2 separate regions of the Homo sapiens genome follow, and region 2 is linked to region 1. The links are chromatin contacts, found by Hi-C or POLR2A ChIA-PET in ENCODE. All regions are on one chromosome and are shown on one strand. The core of a region is the stretch at or near the end of the contact, and the rest is flanking DNA. Distances in the headings are between cores, read along the strand shown.

Region 1 (5,802 bases), core at 1,642-4,141:
TAAGGGATAGTGAAGGTTTAGGTGACTTTAAAAAGCACAAAATCATGGACAGTTGGAACTGGAATATGAGGAGTAGGAATTTGAACATGGTGGAGGTCAGGTCAGATGACAGAAGACAATACATCACAGTTACTTGGTCACTGAGAAGTGATGGGGGGCTGGTCCACTAGGGTAGAGGGAGCTCAGTCTGGGCCACCACAGCTCACCACCTCTTTTTCTCCCTATGCAGTTCTGAAACAGCTGGAAGAACTGCTGAGTGACATGAAAGCTGATGTGACTCGACTCCCAGCTACCATTGCCCGAATTCCCCCAGTTGCTGTGAGGTTACAGATGTCAGAGCGTAACATTCTCAGCCGCCTGGCAAACCGGGCACCCGAACCTACCCCACAGCAGGTAGGACCATTTTCTTCTTGACACCACCTCTTCCTGCAGAACCATTCTGGAGCTTGTAACTTTGCTGTATGTCCCTAGCTTTACATACTGGGTGGGTGGCCTATCAGTGAATTCCCTTGAGATTGGGTGGATTCCTATCATCTGGAATTCTGACTCCTCGGGTCTCCTTCTCTAGGTAGCCCAGCAGCAGTGAAGATGCAGACTGATACCACCTCCACCGCTGAGCAGTGACCTTCCTCACTTTCTCTTGTCCCAGCTTCTCCCCTGGGGGCCTGAGAGACCCTCACCTTCCTTCTGCCCATCTTCCATGTTGTAAAGGAACAGCCCCAGTGCACTGGGGGAGGGGAGGGAGTGAGGGGCAGTGGTGCCCTTCCTGCAGAAGAGACATGCAGCAGTAGCGCTGGCGCCATCTGCAGGAGCTGGCGGGCTGGCCTTCTGGACCCTGGCTTCTCCCCACTGTAACGCCTGTTACACACAAACTGTTGTGGGTTCCTGCCAGGCTTGAAGAAAATGATCTGAATTTTTTCCTCCTTTTGGTTTTATTTTGTTGGTTTATTTTGTGTTTTCTTTTCTCCTTTTTGGGGGGTATTCAGAGTGGGCTGGGCCCCTGGGCGAGACACAGCTACCTCTGTTGGCATCTTTTTAATACCAGGAACCCAGCGGCTCTAGCCACTGAGCGGCTAAATGAAATAAAGTGGAAAAAAAAAAAAAGGAAAAAACCAAAAGCATAAAAAACCACAGCAAATTTCTTGATGAAAATTGAAAATAAAAGTTTCCTTGTATTTTAGTGCTCTGGTTCAGTGTGGGTGTAGGTGCAGGTGGATGAGTGTGTGCGGCAGGAGCCTGGCACCTGTATAGTTGAAAATTAAGGGCTACGTGGTGTCCTGATACCCCACTGAGTAACTGGGTTCTGTGTGTGGGTGCAGTATGTGCCTTGCCAACGTTGACTTCCACCTGTGGAAAATGAGAGGCTGCAAAACTGCGGGCACCGCCGCTTAATGGCTCTGTGACCTTGAGCAAGTTGTTTAACTTTGGTGGGATGCAGATATCTCATGTATACCTCATACGGTTGTCAAGTTAAACCAGTGAAGTACATGGAACGGTTTTAACACCTAACCACTACCTTAATGTTAGTTTCTAGGAAGGCTGAGGGGGGTTTTCTTGCTAAGTTGTGCAAAATTGGGATGCAATTTGTGGAAGAACACAGCCTCAATCCCACACCCCCGGAGGCCCGACCTAACGTCCTCCAACCTTGAAACCCTTGTAGTTCACCCCTTCTCATGTCCCAGACCAGGTCAGCCTTGCAACCCGTTGTTTCCCAACTAATTGTAGACCCACCTGAAAGCGAGTTCCGGCGAAGAGGCCCCCTGCGAATGAGGTGCAGTGCAGCACCTTAATTGAGGGGCTGAGCAGGGGTCAGCATCAAGGAAGGTGCTGGGAGGGCGGGGCACGGTGGCTCACAGCCTGTAATCTCAGCACAAAGGTGGGGGCAGGAGGATCGCTTAAGCCCAGGAGTTCTAGACCAGCCCTGGCAATATAGTGAGACGCCACCCCCTACAACCCGTCTCTATAAAAAGATTTTTAAAAAAGGGGCAAAGAGGAGGAGGTAAGTGGCATGGAATTCCACGGTTTTTTTTGTTTGTTTGTTTTGAGATGGAGTCTCGCTTTGTTGCCAGGCTGGAGTACAGTGGCGCGATCTCAGCTCACTGCAACCTCCCCCTCCCGGGTTCAAGCGATTCTCCTGCCTCAGCCTCCCGAGTAGCTGGGACTACACGCGTGCGCCAGCCACCATGCCCAACTAATTTTTGTATTTTTAATAGAGACAAGGTTGGCCAAGATGGTCTCGGATTTCTTGACCTCGTGATCCGCCCGCCTCGACCTCCCAAAGTGCTGGGATTACAGGCGTGAGCCACCGAGCCCGGCTGGTTTTTTTGTTTTTTTTTTTTGAGGTGGAGTTTCGCTCTTGGTGAGGCTTAAGTGGCACGATCTCGGCTTACTGCAACCTCCGCCTCCCGGGCTCAAGCAATTCTGCCTCAGCCTCTCGAGTAGCTGGGATTATAGGCGCCCGCCACCACGCCCGGCTAATTTTGTATTTTTAGTAGAAGCAGGGTTTCACCATATTGGCCAGGCTGGTCTCGAACTCCTGACCTCAAGTGATCCACCCACCTCAGCCTCCCAAAGTGCTGGGATTACAGGCGTGAGCCACTGCGCCCAGCCTGGAATTCCGTGATCTTGACGCTGGACTAGGGCAGTGGATGCGAGGGAGAGGGCTCCAATGTCGGGCCCTGGTTCGAGGAGAAGGTGCGGCTTTCACCCAACAGAAACCGGCCGTGAGGCTAAAAGCCAACTCCATGAGGGAAGGTCGGTCAAGCTCAATGGTTTCGTCACATTGCTCCCTCCACCCGCCGCGGGTGTAAGCTGCGCGTCTCCTTCGAATTGCCCCCTACTCGCCGCCGCCGGCTCCGCTGGCGTTCCCAGGGCGAGCGTAAGTTCCGGGTGCGGCGGCCGACTAGGCGCAACAGGAAGAGGCGGGGCCGCGAGGCTAGCGCTACCCGTGCGCCTGCGTGGAACGATTCTGTGGCGAGTGCCGGCCGAAAGCTAGGTCCGGATTGCACGTGGAGGGCCGCCCGAAGGGCACTCTCGGACATTAACCCGCATTCTGGTGGGTCTAGAGGAAATTGGGGGACGAAGAGTGGCAGCACTGACCTGGTCTGGGACGTGGGGAGAAGGGTGCGCTACCTGGGTTTCAGGTGGGAGGGCGTTCGGTCGGGCCTCCAGGGGGATAGCGGGGGTGCTTGAGTCGCGGGTGCTGAGTCGGGAGTGCTGAGTGAGTTGCGGGTGCTGAGTTGAGGCTGTGCCCTTTCCCACTATAATACGCCAAGCGTGCGTTCTGCCGTTCCCTCCGACACGCGCGACGCCACCTTCTCCCATTTCTGCCTGCCACAGTACCATGGGGCGCAAGTTGGACCCTACGAAGGAGAAGCGGGGGCCAGGCCGAAAGGCCCGGAAGCAGAAGGGTGCCGAGACAGAACTCGTCAGATTCTTGCCTGCAGGTAAGGATTAGTTGTGGCCTCCTGATCCCTCAGCTTTTGCAGTATTCTGTATTATAACCTCTTCTCTTTTTTAGTTTCTGTTCATTTTATATTTAAGTGGAATCTTCTCTGTATGAGTTACTAGGAGGTATGAATGAAACAGCCGTTTAGATTGTAGGGAACTGTTTAGGTCGTAGAGATGTGAAGACACGGACACAACTATTATTCATGCAAGGGAAAAGTGTGATTTAAAACAATTGTGAGTTCAGAGGAAGGGGGAGCCCATGCAGAACTGTAAAAGTTTTTGTTAAGCTGGGTTTTGAAAAATGGGTAACATTGTAGCAAGAGGAAGTAGTGAAGGGGAGGGGTCAGTCACTGATTTGCCTTTTGGAAGGGGTGGAAATGGAAAAGCACGGATCTGGCTGCTTCATGCCGAGTAGTAGTATACTGTGTGGAAGACTGGTGGGAGGTAACACTGGACCGGGAGTTTGTGTTGGGCATTGGATAAAGGATGCAGTTTATTGAGATAGTAGGAAGTCCTGGGCACTGTATTAAACTTGTTGGTCATGTTATATCGCTTAATCATCTTAGAGTCCTGTGAGAGAGGCACTATTAAGGAAACACTTTGGGAGGCCGAGGCAGGTGGATCACCTGAGGTCCAGTGTTCGAGACCAGCCTGGCCAACATGGTGAAACCCTGTCTTTACTAAAAATACAACAATTAGCTGGGTGTGGTGATGGGAGGCTGAGGCAATAGAATCGCTTGAATCTGGGAGAAGGAGGTTGCAGTGAGTTGAGATCACGCCATTGCACTCCAGCCTGGAAGACAAGAGTGAAACTCCATTTCAAAAAAAAAAAAGAAACTTGTATACAGTTATTAAATAATAACAGGGCTGAGATTTAAATGGACTCCTTTTAATTAGTGTACTAATTCTCTTACCATGTTTATTTCCGTTCCCATTTATTTTTAATGTCCCCTGTAACTTGTTCTGCCTCGTTTTTCTTTTTTAAACAGTAAGTGACGAAAATTCCAAGAGGCTGTCTAGTCGTGCTCGAAAGAGGTAAGTGTGGGTGTCAAAACTTAAGTAGGTTAAATTGGTACTGCTCATCTTTGACCACAGAGTTAATTCTAGACTCTCACATTTCCCTATGGTGGAAATGGCAGAGCCTGGAAGTATCTTCCCATTTCTTCACTCCTTGAATCTCTTGTGTCTTTTCAGGGCAGCCAAGAGGAGATTGGGCTCTGTTGAAGCCCCTAAGACAAATAAGTCTCCTGAGGCCAAACCATTGCCTGGAAAGCTACCAAAAGGTCCGTGAAACTAAGAGCTGGATGCTACATGAGGAGTCCCTTTGGGTCCTGGGTAGGGAAGAACTCGCTAAACATTTCCGGAGTGAAAGGAACAGCCAAAGGACATTCTGAGGGGTAGAAAGTACAGGCTCCCAGGGTGTGGGGCCAGGGAATGTGTGGCTGCCATTAGTCCAGGACTCTTCAAACCCTTAGGGATCTCTGCAGGAGCTGTCCAGACAGCTGGTAAGAAGGGACCCCAGTCCCTATTTAATGCTCCTCGAGGCAAGAAGCGCCCAGCACCTGGCAGTGATGAGGAAGAGGAGGAGGAAGACTCTGAAGAAGATGGTATGGTGAACCACGGGGACCTCTGGGGCTCCGAGGACGATGCTGATACGGTAGATGACTATGGAGCTGACTCCAACTCTGAGGATGAGGAGGAAGGTGAAGCGGTGAGATTCATCTTTTTGGGCATTCATAGAAGGATCCTTGCTATTTAGTTTCTTTCCCAGATTCTTGAGACTGTTTCTTAGTGGCAAGGATAAGCCTGACTAGAGGAAAGGGGTTTTTGTGCTCCATCACTGTTTCCCTACTGCCTTATATCCTCCCAGTGCACTACAAGTTTGAAAGAGCTGTAGGATAGAGCATTTAAAAAAATCTAGAAGGCTGTCTTGGTGTAGGTATGGGAAGGTGGACAATGGTGTGCTCCACTGATGGGCACAGAAATGCACTTTTTATAAAGCAGTTATCTCAGAACTTTGAAAAATTTGTTCCTTTTGGCTGGGTATGGTGCCTCACATCTGTAATCCCAGCACTTTGGGAGGCTGAGGCAGGAGGATTGCTTGAGCCCAGGAATTGGAGACCAGCTTGGGCAACATAGGGAGATCCCGTATCTACAAAAAATTAAAAAATTGGCCTGGCACAGTGGCTCATGCCTATAATCCTAGCACTTTGGGAGGCCAAGGTGGGCGGATCACCTGAGCTCCGGAGTTCGAGACCAGCCTGGACAATATGGCGAAACCCCATCCCTACTAAAAATATGAAAATTAGCTGGTGTGGTGGTATATGCCTGTAATCCCAGCTACCTGGGAGG
Region 2 (5,802 bases), core at 1,838-4,337, 180 kb before region 1:
TCAAGAGGTTTTTTTTTTTTCTTTTTTTCTTTTTTAGAGACAGGGCCTTGCTCTGTCTCCCAGGCTGGAGTGCAGTGGTGTGATTATGGCTCAAGCAATCCTCCCACCGCAGCCTCCCAAGTAGCTGGGACTACAGGCACACACCACCACACCTGGCTAATTTTTTTTACTGAAGAGACAACGTCTCACTATGTTGCTCAGGCTGGTCTCCAACTCCAGGGCTCAAACGAGCCTCCTGCCTTGGCTTCCCAAAGTGTTGGAATTACAGGTGTGAGTCACTGTGCCTGGCCAACAATTTCCTTTTTTTTTTTTCTTTTTTTTATTGAGACGGAGCCTTGCTCTGTCGCCCAGGCTGGAGTGCAGTGGCAAGATCTCGGCTCATTGCAACCTCTGCTGCTGGGTTCAAGCGATTCTCATGCCTCAGCCTCCCAAGTAGCTGGGAGTACAGGCACGTGCCACTATGCCTGGCTAATTTTTTTGTATTTTTAGTAGAGACAGGGTTTTGCCATGTTGGCCAGGTTGGCCAGGCTAGTCTCGAACTCCTGACCACAAGTGATCCAACCACCTCGGCCTCCCAAAGTGCTGGGATTACAGGCGTGAGCTACCGCGCCTGGCCAGCAGATTCTTAAGTTTTGGAAGGAAGAAGAGAAAGGACTCTAGGCACCTAAAGGCGGTACGTAAAGGATAGCAGGTGGCTGAGCACAGTGGTTCATGTCTGTAATCCCAGCACTTTGGGAGGCCAAGTTTGGGCGAATCACTTGAGCTCAGGAGTTTGAGACCAGCCTGGGCAACATGATGAAACTCCCCATCTCTACAATTTAATTAAAAAAAAAACAAAAAAACGGATAACAGGTAACTAAAAAAGAAAAAGGTGGCTACAAGACTGTATGCCTTCAATTGGCAGAGACCGTGTCTTATATTTTGTATGTATGCTTAATACAATGTACCTAGGACAGTTCCAGGCCTCATTAAACATTTGCTTTTTATTTTTATTTTTATTTTTTTTGGAACAGAGTCTCGCTCCATCCCCCAGGCTGGAGTGCAATGGCGTGATCTCGGCTCACTGCAACCTCCACTTCCCAGGCTCAAGTGATTCTCCTGCCTCAGCCTACTTGTGGGATTACAGGTGCTTGCTACCATGCCCGGCTAATTTTCGTTTTTGTTGTAGTTGTTGTTTTGAGACGGAGTCTCACTGTCGCCCAGGCTGGAGTGCAGTGGCACAATCTTGGCTCACTGCAATCTCCATCTCCTGGGTTCAAGCGATTCTCCTGCCTCAGCTTCCTGAGTAGCTGGGATTACAGACATGTGCCACCACGCCCAGCTAATTTTTGTATTTTTAGTAGAGACTGGATTTCACTTTGTTGGTCAGGCTGGTCTCGAACTCCTGATCTTGTGATGTGCCCGCCTCAGCCTCCCAAAGTGTTGGGATTACAGGCGTGAGCCACTGCGCCAGGCCTTAAACATTTGTTGATTGGCTGGACAATAAAGAACTTGCTTTAGAAGGAGGAGAGGACAAAAGAAAAAAAATGGATAGGATCTCTTTAGTTAAGTTTCAGCCACAGAACCTTTACTGGGACAACTCTTGATCACATGTCAAACTGCTTTCATTTGGGGCAAGAGGATAAGGGGAAGTTGCATGGTGGGAAGTGCAGAGATCTGGAAGACAGAAGATTTTACTAAGTCTCTTCCCCCAGAAATAGCAATGAAAAACAAATTTACTTGTATTCTGTCTGTTTTCCTTTGACTTGCCAGTCTGTCAGCTTATATCTTAATTATCTATCTCTGCTCCCTGTCTCTATTATTGTTTTTTCCTCTTTAATAATGATCAAGTCCAAAGAAACGTGAGAAGCCCTGTTCCTAGCACCTTTTCCTGAGTCACCAGGGACCCCCTCTTTCTCCCCCAGGGAATTACTGGGAACAAGTCTTTCTCATTGGGTCAGACTCCACACAGCACTAATATGGCTAAAAGCCAGAGTAAAGAACCAGGGAAAGCTGGAGTTTGGATGAGTCTGGTTAAAGTCCATCCTAGACAGTCCAAATGCCCTGACCCCAAAGGGGAAGGCCCTTCTCTCCAGCAGAGCCAGATTTTATGCAAGACATTTAGTATGTCAAAGTATCAGTCTCTGGCCTTGGAGGCAGGTCTTCTGGGCCCCGTTTTAGCTCCTCCCCTGGGTGATCCAGGTTAACTGAGCTCTCCACTCCTTTGTTCCCCCAAACTTTAGACCTTTGACCTAAGAAAGCAACCAAGAAAGGTCAGTGCAGGACTGGGAGCTCTTGAGGACACAAGAATTAGAGTAAAAGGAAGGGGAGAGTGGCATTAAACTAATAGATTCAGAACTGTAGCCTTTCCCCAGTCCAACCCTTCACAGATGGGTAACGGGGGAGGGTCCAGGTCCCTCTCCAACGCGAGTTCTCAAGGGCCTCCGGTTCCAGCCTGGCCGAGGAGCGCCATCTGGCGGCCAACCCCCCAACCTGGATCCTCTGCCCCATCCGACTTTCTGAAGCCCGAACTAGATCTGGGCTGGAGAGTTTCACCTCCTCTGCGTCACTCCGGGGACTCCGCCCTGCCAGGAACGCTCCTCCTCAAGCGGGGACAGGCCCAAGCGCCTCCCCCGCAGGAAAACTGCCCATCCTCCCTCTAGGGTAGACTGCTTCTCCAGTAGAGTCGGCTTAAAGCTCCCCCCAGGGATCCGCCCCGCCTCGTCGCCCACAGAGCGCCCGCCTCTCCCCAAGGGGCATCTGCCCCTCGTCCTCCAGTTTCCCCTTGAGGAGGGAGAGAGAACGTGCTGCACTGCGCCCCCAGGTTCAACCTCCAACCCGGTCCCTCCCGAAGAATGGATTCCTCTTCTCCTTCTCCTCCCCTGCCTTATGGGAGCCTCTTCCAGTCCACAGAACCCAAATCGAGGTTACTAATGAGCTCCCCTTCTTCGTGCCCAGGGGACCCCTCTCGGCCTCAGGCTCTGCTCCCCTGAGCTTGGCCCATGGCCCCGGCGCCCCTGGGACTCGGCCCCAGCCATCTCACCACCCGCGCCAGGGGGCGGGGCTCCCACGGCCCGGCCCCGGGTGGGCGGGTCTATCGTGACGTCACTTCCGCCCGGGCCTGGCCGAGGTTCGGGCTCCGTTGGCCGAGGGGGCCGTACGGAGGTGGCAGCTGTGGGAGGAGGCGGCGTGGAAGGCCGAGGAGCTCAAGCCCGGACCAATCCCCACGTTCCGGGCCGCGACCCTGACCCTGCAGCGTACCGGGAAGCGAAACCGGCCGGATGGGCCGCTGAGCCCGAATCGGGCACTGGTGAGGCTCGGGCAGAGCTGGCAGCCCCGGACGGGAGCGGGCCCACGGGGCTGCAGGGTCTGGGAGCCCGGGATGCGGGGTGGGGAGAGGAGAGGCTCAGGCCTACCTCTCCTGCTCGCCTGGCGGGGAGGCGGGAGCTAGAGGAGTCGCAGACAGGCGCGGGGGGCTTAGTGAGGCCCGCCTGGGGGAGGCCTGAGTGTAAGGAGGGGGCGGGGTGACTGGGGTCATTAATGGGGCGGAGGACCTGCACTTGGCATTCTCATCTAGAACGGTGTCGTCGGCGGGAGGAGGGGAGAGTATGCTACCGGCCAGAGCTTTGGGAAGAGGATGGCTCTGAGTGGGGGAGGGAAAAACCGAGAGGGTTGGAAAAATTTTCCATGGCCCTAATTGAGAAAGAGGTTTGAAGAGCCCTTCCCTCCCTAGAGGGTTGTGTGGAACACCTGGAGTAGGGTCTCCCTGGAGTTTAGGGGGTCAGTTACAGGATTTGGAAAGGACAGTGCTCTGAGAGTCCCCACACTGAGTGGGTGTGCAAAACCCTGGCCACCTCCAAGTATCTGAGCTTCCATATCTTTCCAGTGTGGAGCCCCCTGGAGCTGAGATCAGGATGTTCCGCTTCATGAGGGACGTGGAGCCTGAGGATCCCATGTTCCTGATGTGAGTATTCCCTCCCCCTCAAGCTCTCCCACTCCAGGTCTCTGAGCAGTTCAGGCAGACATCGGGGTTCCCATTGCTAGGAATGGTTGGAACTGGCTGGATACCTAGCTCCTACCTAGCAGGAAGTAGGCATCGGTGCCACTGTTGCTCTGTGCGTATTTTTTTGCAGGGTGGTGGAGGGATTGACAGTTTGGCGCTTCTGCCATCCATACTATGTGCTCACTCCACAGGGATCCCTTTGCTATTCACCGTCAGCATATGAGCCGTATGTTGTCAGGTGGCTTTGGATATAGCCCCTTCCTCAGCATCACAGATGGCAACATGCCAGGGACCAGGCCTGCCAGCCGCCGGATGCAGCAGGTAATGATGCTGAGACACACCTGAGACCCAAAGAAAGGTTGGAGGTTAGTTAGGAAAGCACTTAATTTTCTTGCACTACAGCCAACTGAGCAAGTGAAATGCTCTAGGAGTTGGGGAAAGGGTCAGGAAAAAGGGCTTTGTGACTCCCTTTTGAGAGGATGGAAAAAAATTGAGGCCATGGGCCTGGTTTGGGATTGTAAAGAGATAGGATGTGGTCTCTAATTTCTGTTCCTCATGTGTTCCTGTAGGCTGGAGCTGTCTCCCCCTTTGGGATGCTGGGAATGGTGAGTCTTTATCTCCCTGTGTCCTTCCATCTCAGACACACTCTCTACCCTTAGATATTATTCCCAAATGTGCCTCTTAGGAATAGTTTCATGAGTAACCCCAGAATCTTCTCTTTTTATGGCATTCACAAAGCTCTGAGCCTGTTGGGTACTAGGAGCCCTGTGGGTTAAAGGTGTTAAACTCTTGTTGGGAGGCCGAGATGGGTGATCACTTGCAGTCAGAAGTTCGAGACCAGACTGGCCAACATGGTGAAACCCCGTCTCTACTAAAAATACCAAAAAAGCCAGGCATGGTGGCACACACCTGTAGTCCCAGCTACTCTTGAATCCGGGAGGTGGAGATTGCAGTGAGCCGAGACTGCGCCACTGCCCTCCAGCCTGGGCAACAGAGCCAGACTCCATCTCAAAAAAAAAAAAAAGAAAAGATGTTATTAACTGTTGTACTCCTAGAAGTTCATACGCATTAGGAAGATGTAATTGTCTAGCAAAATTTGTTCTTTTGAGGAGGGAAGTGCAGTTAAAGGGCCAACTAGAGATGATTTTTTGGTAGGTTTTAACAATTTCATGCCTTACCTCTTTAGAGTTTAGAATCCATTACTTTGGCTTGCTTCCTAAAGATGGGGGGAATATAGCAAGCAGGAGAAGGAAAATTGGATCACAGCAGTCACAGAGACTGAGGAAGGGGTCAGCAGTTCACAGGAGGAGAAATATGAGTATTCTGGTTATTTTAACAGAATGAGAAAGAGAACTTGCTAGATGTGAAGGAAGAAGAGAAAGGAAATGTGCAGCCATGTGGGTTGTGGGTTCCTAAACAGGATCAACTCTGAACACTGACTTTGCTTTCCTGACTCTGTTTTCCATCTCTTTCCTCCAGTCGGGTGGTTTCATGGACATGTTTGGGATGATGAATGACATGATTGGAAACATGGTGAGACTTGCCCCATACCCTTCCCCGGCCTTGCTCTCAGTGATGGCTGACAACACCTTGCATCCTCTAAGGCAAGAGGGAAACAGTATGCTAGTGAAGGGTAAAGTACTGGATAAAGTAATTGAACCAGAGAGCCTTGGGACCCTGTACCTGCTGTCATGCCTGCCTGAAGCAGCCGGCAGCAGCTCTCTTACGTAGCATACAATTAAGGCCCTGTCTCTTCAGGTCCTTCTTGCTCGTGGTTGGACTCAGAGGAATTTGGGAGGGTAATGATGAGGCCTGATGTT

What was found. Hi-C counts contacts between places; a loop is a spot of excess contacts on that map. ChIA-PET counts read pairs that join two places held with the same protein, here RNA polymerase II (POLR2A). Pooled maps may share reads with other maps.
Region 2: a map of CD8-positive, alpha-beta T cell shows a loop between it and region 1 (17-fold over the local background). The contact joins the promoter of MLF2 here to the promoter of CHD4-AS1 in region 1. A Hi-C loop is called at or near these places in 3 of 168 maps with a recorded cell type or tissue (B cell, CD8-positive, alpha-beta T cell and naive thymus-derived CD4-positive, alpha-beta T cell), 3 of 37 single-sample maps with no recorded cell type and 13 of 50 pooled maps. POLR2A ChIA-PET finds 5 or more read pairs at or near these places in 9 of 52 experiments (CD4-positive, alpha-beta memory T cell, Caco-2, HEK293 and 6 more).

The regions. Positions count from the first base shown.
Region 1 is chr12:6,565,460-6,571,261 of GRCh38, reverse strand. CHD4-AS1 (CHD4 antisense RNA 1) reads right to left here and starts at 2,891. Exons shown (of 3, transcript NR_199067.1): 1 at 1,732-2,891. It overlaps NOP2 (NOP2 nucleolar protein), which reads left to right and starts at 2,971. Exons shown (of 16, transcript NM_001258308.2): 1 at 2,971-3,055; 2 at 3,340-3,446; 3 at 4,440-4,485; 4 at 4,645-4,733; 5 at 4,926-5,161. The coding sequence starts at 3,344. It overlaps CHD4 (chromodomain helicase DNA binding protein 4), which reads left to right. Exons shown (of 40, transcript NM_001273.5): 39 at 230-393; 40 at 569-1,180. The coding sequence ends at 586. RefSeq lists enhancers at 665-959, 2,627-2,676, 2,500-3,121.
Region 2 is chr12:6,750,426-6,756,227 of GRCh38, reverse strand. MLF2 (myeloid leukemia factor 2) reads left to right here and starts at 3,087. Exons shown (of 9, transcript NM_001382226.1): 1 at 3,087-3,289; 2 at 3,866-3,943; 3 at 4,174-4,303; 4 at 4,552-4,587; 5 at 5,462-5,515. The coding sequence starts at 3,894. RefSeq lists enhancers at 2,531-2,700, 2,731-2,780 and a silencer at 2,951-3,190.